Linked DNA regions of Homo sapiens: region 1 is linked to region 2. A link is a contact called in ENCODE Hi-C or POLR2A ChIA-PET data. All regions are on one chromosome and are shown on one strand. Each heading gives the region's core, a stretch centred on a gene start or an enhancer-like site at or near the end of the contact. The rest is flanking DNA. Distances are from core to core; before and after follow the strand shown.

Evidence for each region. A loop is a pair of places that touch in the nucleus more often than their neighbours do. ChIA-PET counts read pairs that join two places held with the same protein, here RNA polymerase II (POLR2A). Pooled maps may share reads with other maps.
Region 1: a loop to region 2 is called in a pooled map, with 4 times the contacts of the local background. The contact joins the enhancer-like site here to the promoter of NFYC-AS1 in region 2. A Hi-C loop is called at or near these places in 4 of 37 single-sample maps with no recorded cell type and 3 of 50 pooled maps. POLR2A ChIA-PET finds 5 or more read pairs at or near these places in 3 of 52 experiments (H1, PC-9 and activated CD4-positive, alpha-beta T cell).

What each region holds. Positions count from the first base shown.
Region 1 is chr1:40,398,545-40,401,919 of GRCh38, reverse strand. All of the region lies in intron 1 of SMAP2 (small ArfGAP2), which reads right to left. Among named protein-coding and RNA genes, the nearest start is that of SMAP2, 27 kb to the right of the region's middle. Within about 2 kb of position 1,464, at least 3 of the 41 ENCODE cell types and tissues checked have a DNase peak (open chromatin) inside an H3K27ac peak, as active enhancers do.
Region 2 is chr1:40,690,667-40,694,130 of GRCh38, reverse strand. NFYC-AS1 (NFYC antisense RNA 1) reads left to right here and starts at 1,870. Exons shown (of 1, transcript NR_024567.1): 1 at 1,870-3,464. NFYC (nuclear transcription factor Y subunit gamma) reads right to left here and starts at 2,427. Exons shown (of 10, transcript NM_014223.5): 1 at 2,264-2,427. It also overlaps a transcript of RIMS3 not described here. RefSeq lists enhancers at 1,440-1,489, 1,510-1,679 and a silencer at 1,920-2,019.

The sequences.
Region 1 (3,375 bases), core at 215-2,714, 290 kb after region 2:
GATCAGGGAAAATGAAAAAAGTAGATGGAGATGGATTTGGTTGATCAGTCAAGAAATCAACTGTCCTAAGTACCAGTTCAGTATCGGAAAAATCTGGGTTTACACGGACCTGTTGCATGTATTTTGACAAGTTTCTCTAGGGCTTATGTCTCCATTTGTAAAATGAAAAGCATATACGTAATATCCAACTTATATTCAACATCTGGACAGCTTCTACATACGGAGTAACTACTGCTGCAAATTCCTCTTGCTGCTGAAACTTCCCCCACCACCAAAGCTGCCAGGATTAGAGGGGCTCTGGGATTGACAACTCAGCAGACAGAAAAGGGGAACTAGCGTGATGGAGGACTTCAAGCTACTACTAATATTATAATAATTATATCATTGAGTTCTAATCTATGGAGTTCCAAACAAATAAATATTGAGGAGGAAAAAACATTGATAAATTGATGGCTACCTATATTTAGACCTGCTGGCATAACGGACCTGTCAAAAAGTTCAACGGGCAGGCTACGCGAAGGGAGAGAACTTTCCCATCTTCCATCCAAATCCTGTGGAATCTATCTTGGAAACTTTTCCAGAATCTATCCATTTCTACCTAGACCTCATGTCTCACCTATAAGCATTCGTTCTTTTTTGTGTGTGTTTGTTTGTTTTGAGACGGAATCTCGCTCTGTCACCCAGGCTGGAGTGCAGTGGCGCGATCTCGGCTCACTGCAAGTTCCGCCTCCCGAGTTCACGCCATTCTCCTGCCTCAGCCTCCCGAGTAGCTGAGACTACAGGCGCCCGCGATCACGCCCGGCTAATTTTGTTTTTGTATTTTTAGTAGAGACGGGGTTTCACCTTGGTAGCCAGGATGGTCTCGATCTCCTGACCTAGTGATCCGCCCTTCTCGGCCTCCCAGAGTGCTGGGATTACAGGTGTGAGCCACCGCGCCCAACCAGCATTGGTTCTCTTAACATTATTTATTGTGTACCTATGTGCCAAGCAATTTGCCTGCTAAGTACTGGGGATACAAAGGCAGAGAAAATAAGGATGAGATTCCTCAATTCAAAAAGCTCACAGACTAACAAGCAATTAGTCTCCAGAATCCCACCACCAGAATAATCTTTCTAAAACACAAATCTGTACAGATCACACCTCTAAATATAAACCTTCCATGTAGTCTCATACACAAAGGTAAATATGTAAATTGGTGCACATTTTCTGAATAGCATATTCCAAACTAAGCTCTCAATCTCTTGCTACAAAATCTCTTCCTTTTTTCTTCATCTTAGTCAACTACACCTCCATCCATTCCATTGCGTCAGTCAGAAAATTATGCATCATGAAACCTCTCTCCTTCAGCCCCCACATCACCAAGACAAAAATATCTGTCAAATCAGTATCTCTTCTCTCCATCTGTATCACTATTTCTGTAATCTAAAGCCACCAGACTCTTTCGGACCACTGCAATAACCTCCTAATAGCTCTCTCTCCACTTTTACATTCTCTTCTCCCTTGAGCCCAAACCAAAACCATTCTCCACCAAACAGCCAACTTGAGCTCTTAAAGAAGCAAAGCCACATTGTGCTGCTTAAAATTCTTCTATTACTATTGGATTAAATAACAAAATCCTTAACATAGTTTCCAAGGTCTTAAAGGTCTAGCCCATGCCTCCTTCCGCAGCCTCTCAATTCCTATGGTAGCAGCCTTCTTTCATTTCCTCAAGGGACCAACATGTTCCTTCCTCAGGGCTTGCTGGACTTTGTACATGCTGCTCCTGCTGCCTAAAAAAACTCTTTCCCTAACTGCCAAATGCCACTTGCAGCCTGGCCAACTCCTATACATCACAAGGGTCTCAGCTGAAATGTTTCTTCCTCAAAGGAGTCTTTCCTTGGCTCCCCAGTCTAAACCCGACTGTAACATCTCTTCTACCCTTTCTTTTGGTTTTTACCTTACAGAAAATTTCAAACAAACGAAAGCAGAGCATAATTAACCATGAGCTTCAGCAATTATCAACTCCTAGCCAATTTTGTTTCAGCTATACTCCCACCCACTGCCCCTCAACTCCAACCTGGATTATTCTGAAGCAAATCCTAAATATCATACCATTTCATCTGTATATACTTCAGCATATATCTCTAAAAGATAAGGACTTTTTTTTTAAAGGTTATGAACTTTCATTTACCCTTTACTCTTTTTTTCACTCTTTCTTTTCTTTTCTTTTTTTTTTTTTGAGACAGGGTCTTACTCTCTCACCCAGGCTGGAGTGCAGTGGTGCGATCATAGCTCACAGCAGCCTTGGGCTGTCAGGCTCAGGCAATCCTCCCACCTCAGTCTCCCAAGTAGCTGGGACTAGATGCATGAGCCACCACGCTCAGCTGAATTTTTTATTTTTGTAAAGATGGGTCATTGAGTGGTGTTAAGAGTCAGGAAAAAAAAAAAAGAGAAAGAAAGAAAAGAAAAAAAAAAGAAATGGGCCAGGCACGGTGGCTCACGCCTGTAATCCCAACACTTTGGGAGGCAGAGGTGGACAGATGACCTGAGGTCAGGAGTTTGAGACAAGCCTGGCCAACATGGTGAAACCCCATCTCTACTAAAAATACAAAAAAAAAAAAAAAAAAAAATAGCCACACGTAGTGGCACATGCCTGTAGTCCCAGCTACTTGGGAGGCTAAGGCAGGAGAATCACGTGAGCCCAGGAGGCGGAGGTTGCAGTGGGCCGAGATCCCACCACTGCACTCCAGCCTGGGCAACAGAGCAAGGCTCTGTCTGAAAAAAATAAAAATAAAAATAAATCAATGAAATAAAAAAGAGACAGGGTCTCACTATGTTGCTCAGGCTGGTCTTGAACTCCTGGCCTCAAGTGATTTTCCTACTTTGGCCTCCCAAAGCACTGAGATTACAGGAGTGAGCCACTGTGCCTGGCCACCCTTTACTTTTTCTAAATCATACCATATTTTGTTACTATCTAATTATTTGATTGTTTAAGATGTCTTTCCCGCTTAACTATGTGTGCCACAAGAGCTGTCACCAGACCTGTAACATTCACTATCATATACTCACGGCATAGCATGGTTCCTTGAACATAGCAGGGAAGCAACATTTGCTTAAAGATTAATTAAAACTAAGTATTCTAGGTGCAGTGGCACATGTCTGTAGTCCCAGCTATTCAGGAGGCTGAGGTTGGAGGATCACTTGAGCCCAGGAGTTTGAGGCCAGCCTGGGCAACATATTGACACCCTATCTCAAAAAAACAAAAGAACTAAGTAAATCCTTTGACCCCACTTGTAAGAATTCATCAGGGAAAAAACAGGTCAAGTACACAAAGAAATACGTTAAGAATGTTCATTATTACATCTTTATGAAAATTAGAAACATTAATAGGTTACA
Region 2 (3,464 bases), core at 621-3,120:
ATTTGGCATAAATTACCTCCACATACAGAAAGACTATCTGCAATATTCTGAAGCTTGGTTTTAAGGAATGCAGATTCTTCAAGTTTCTGTACATATTTTTCCCCATTATCTACCTGGATTCAGGAAAAAATGCAGCAATTTACTTGGTAAATCTTCCCTTTCACAATAGAAGCCAAGGGATATGATTTGAATACCTAGCTGAAGAACCCATATTCTCTATGGTTACAATTCTGTGGTCTGAATCCTTAAGCAGCACAAGAAATTCTTAAGAATTATAGTCTTCCATTTTATACACTCTAAACACCCAGAAATCAAAGTAGATGATCCACTTGGAAATACAAAATTATCTGGAAGTTTCATTAGTCAGGTTTATGTTGATAGCTGATGTAGCAGATAAAATTACAGGCTTTGGCATCAGGCAACCAGGGTTTGAATTCTAGCTCAACCACTTACTGAGTGACACCAGACAAGCTACTTAAACTCTCTGATCCTCAGTTTCCTCATCTGCAATATGGGGACGATAATGCCTACCTATTGGAGTTAAAATATGCCCCAAAATAGCAATTCTCTTCCTCTGCTACTTATCAATTCCCTTCTCCAGAAAATGTAGTTGCATTCACATAAAACTAAATTTGAAAACCCTAGGAGTTTCTTGAAATTGGTATGAAAACAGAAGAGTACCATCTAAAGCTAAAAAGGACTACCTAACAAAAACAAGGAAAAACAAATTAGGAAAACACAGATGTTTAACATAAATGTGTTTCCATGGCCCTCACACACTGGGACGAGCAAATGTAAAGCAATACAAGTAACTACGATTCAGATTCAGTGGAAAAGAACATATTCCCAACAAGTTGACTGGAACGACTCTGGATTGGAATAAAAACTTTTTGAATATGAACCAGAAAGTGTTGACAAGTCCTGTTCCTTAAGAAGCTATGCATGGGCTTTTTTTTGGTTTGGAGCTGCTTATTTGAAAAAACAAACAAAAAATTCAAAGTACACATGGGAATGGGTATACTTTTTAGGCACATATACAAGGAAATAAACCAAGACCGAAAATTTCTGGCTAGCTCCCTTTCCCTTAAAGGGGAACCTAACAATATTTACTCAACAAATAACTACCAACTACCTAATATTTGCTAATGTGGCTTTGGAAACTCAGCCATGACCTGTATCCTTCCTAGAGCAGCAAATTTCATATACAACATCTCAAAACTACTTGTATGGTCCTGAGACTCAATAATGTATAACTGTTCTATTAATACACTTCCCAAGTCCGAAAATGTCCCCTAAAATGCTTCCTATATCAGATTTTGTCACTTTAAATCTGATACTACTTAATGCTGTGCTTCCTAGGCTCGGACAGAGCACACTTCTCAATAGCATTCCTCTCTCGGTTTACTTGCTCCTCACATCACATCCCAGGTCCGTTGACTCTGGACTCCAGGGCTCCACCAAAACCTCAGTGTTTGAATGCTTGCACTCTCCAGCAAAATCCCTGATCCGATTCTACCGTTCAGCTATGCCCCTAGCCCTGATGCCTTTCTTCCTACACCATACACTCACACCGTGGACTTCAGGGCCACTTCCAAACTGGGTCACATTAGCAACCCTGGATCTCGAAGACTCTCAGCCTGTCACTTGGGTTTCGGTGTTTCCAAGCCTGGAACCCTGAGGGCCTGCACACCCCAATCTTGGGCCATGCATGTACCAGGAAAAGCACCTCTGAAAGTGAGTGTCCCCCATTCCCAGGCCATGGCCTAAGCTACCCCCAAAGTACCTGCCAGGCCATCACCCTCTCTTCCCCCTTAAAGCCTCTAGGCTCGCCCTCTCGCCGCAACCCCACGCCTGCGCCGCAGGGGGTCATTGCCCCAGCCGCCCTAGCCCAAGACGCGCGCATCCCCGCAGCCTCAGATTCCTTCATCACCCCCTAGACCGGAGCTGGCGCGTCCAATAAGGTGCCAGGTCCGCGGCCTCCCCGCCACCGACCAATCACGAGCGAGCCCCCCCGCCGTCGCCTTCCGCCAATGGGAGAAAGCCCGCGGGCCGGGCCGACGAGGCACACGGACCCCACGAGCGCGGCGGCGGCGACAGCAGCGGGCCAGGCAAGAGCACAACATGGCGGCGGGCAGGACGGACCGAGCTACAGCAGCGGCCGCGCGAGGAAGTGAGGTCTCTGGCGAAGGCGGGAAGCGCTGCCCCTCCCCCCGCCGCCGCTTCCCTATCACCCTCGCACAGAAACTCCCGCACACTCACACACCTCTGCTCAGGAGTCCAGGAAGAGCAGGAGCCGCCCCCGCGCTCCTACGGAGTCGGGCAATGCAGAGGCCCAGGCGCGGCGGAGGGGAGGGGGAAGTGTGCGTCACGGAGAACGGAGCGCGCGCGAAGCGGGGGCACAAGCAAGATGGCGGCCACGCCGTTTGCACCGTTTCCCCTTTTCCCTTCCCCCTCCCTTGGCGCCTGGACTCCCAGTATCGTGCGGTGCGCAGAAGCTGTGCTCCTTGAGGTCTCGCGAGAATTGGGAAGGGGCGACGACAGAGGGAGGCGGAATGAGATCTGAGAGTTTTAACCCCGCCCCCTTTCGGGAGCTCGAGATCTGAGTTTTGACCCCGCCCCCTTTCGGGGGATCCGGAGGCGCTGCCCAGTGACCTCCACCACCCTGCCTATCCTTGTGGATCTCCTTGGTGCGAGCTTGAATTTTAGGAAATAAGTAGGTGTGTGCGCGTGCCCTTGAGTTTTAGGAACTAAGTAGGGGCGTGTGTGTGTATTTGTGTTTTTAATTTGGGGAGAAAGAACTGGGGGATGAAGGTCGACATGGCGTTCCAGATTAAGCATGCCGTTCAAGTAGACAGCTACTGGCACCTTAAATTCATAAAAGAGCATTTAGCACCAAACTGTAAAGTGATGTCCTCTAGAATAAAGAACAGTACTTACCAAGAATAGTTAGCTTGTAACCTTACGTCGACATAGTTGTTCTTATTTGAATGCAGATTTTAAAGTTTTATCACGCAGTTGGAAACCACAGCTACTATGAGCATGGATTTTTTCATACTTATCTCTTTCATTTCCGTGACCACTTGGTCCAAAGGCATCAGGATTGTATCCATTTTACAAATGATAAAACTGAAGCTCAAAAAGGTTAAGTAACTTGATCTAAGTCCCCACAGCTAGTAAGTGTCAAAACCCCATCCGAATAACTTCAAAACCTGTAGGTATAGTCATCAAATGTGTCTTGAATGGAATTACCTACAGTGAGAGTTAGTGCATTAGGTAACAAGCGCAGAGAGGAATGACTGCCTCTGCTGATGGTAACCTTGAATTTTACAAATGACACTGGAGCCTTTCTGAGACTAGTGTTGCATGGGTCCTCAATAAAATCACACTGTTGTTACTCACTTCCTTTGGGTTTATAACCCTGGTGATAAAGTAATTGAGAATAGTGGAGTAAACCCTCGACTTGA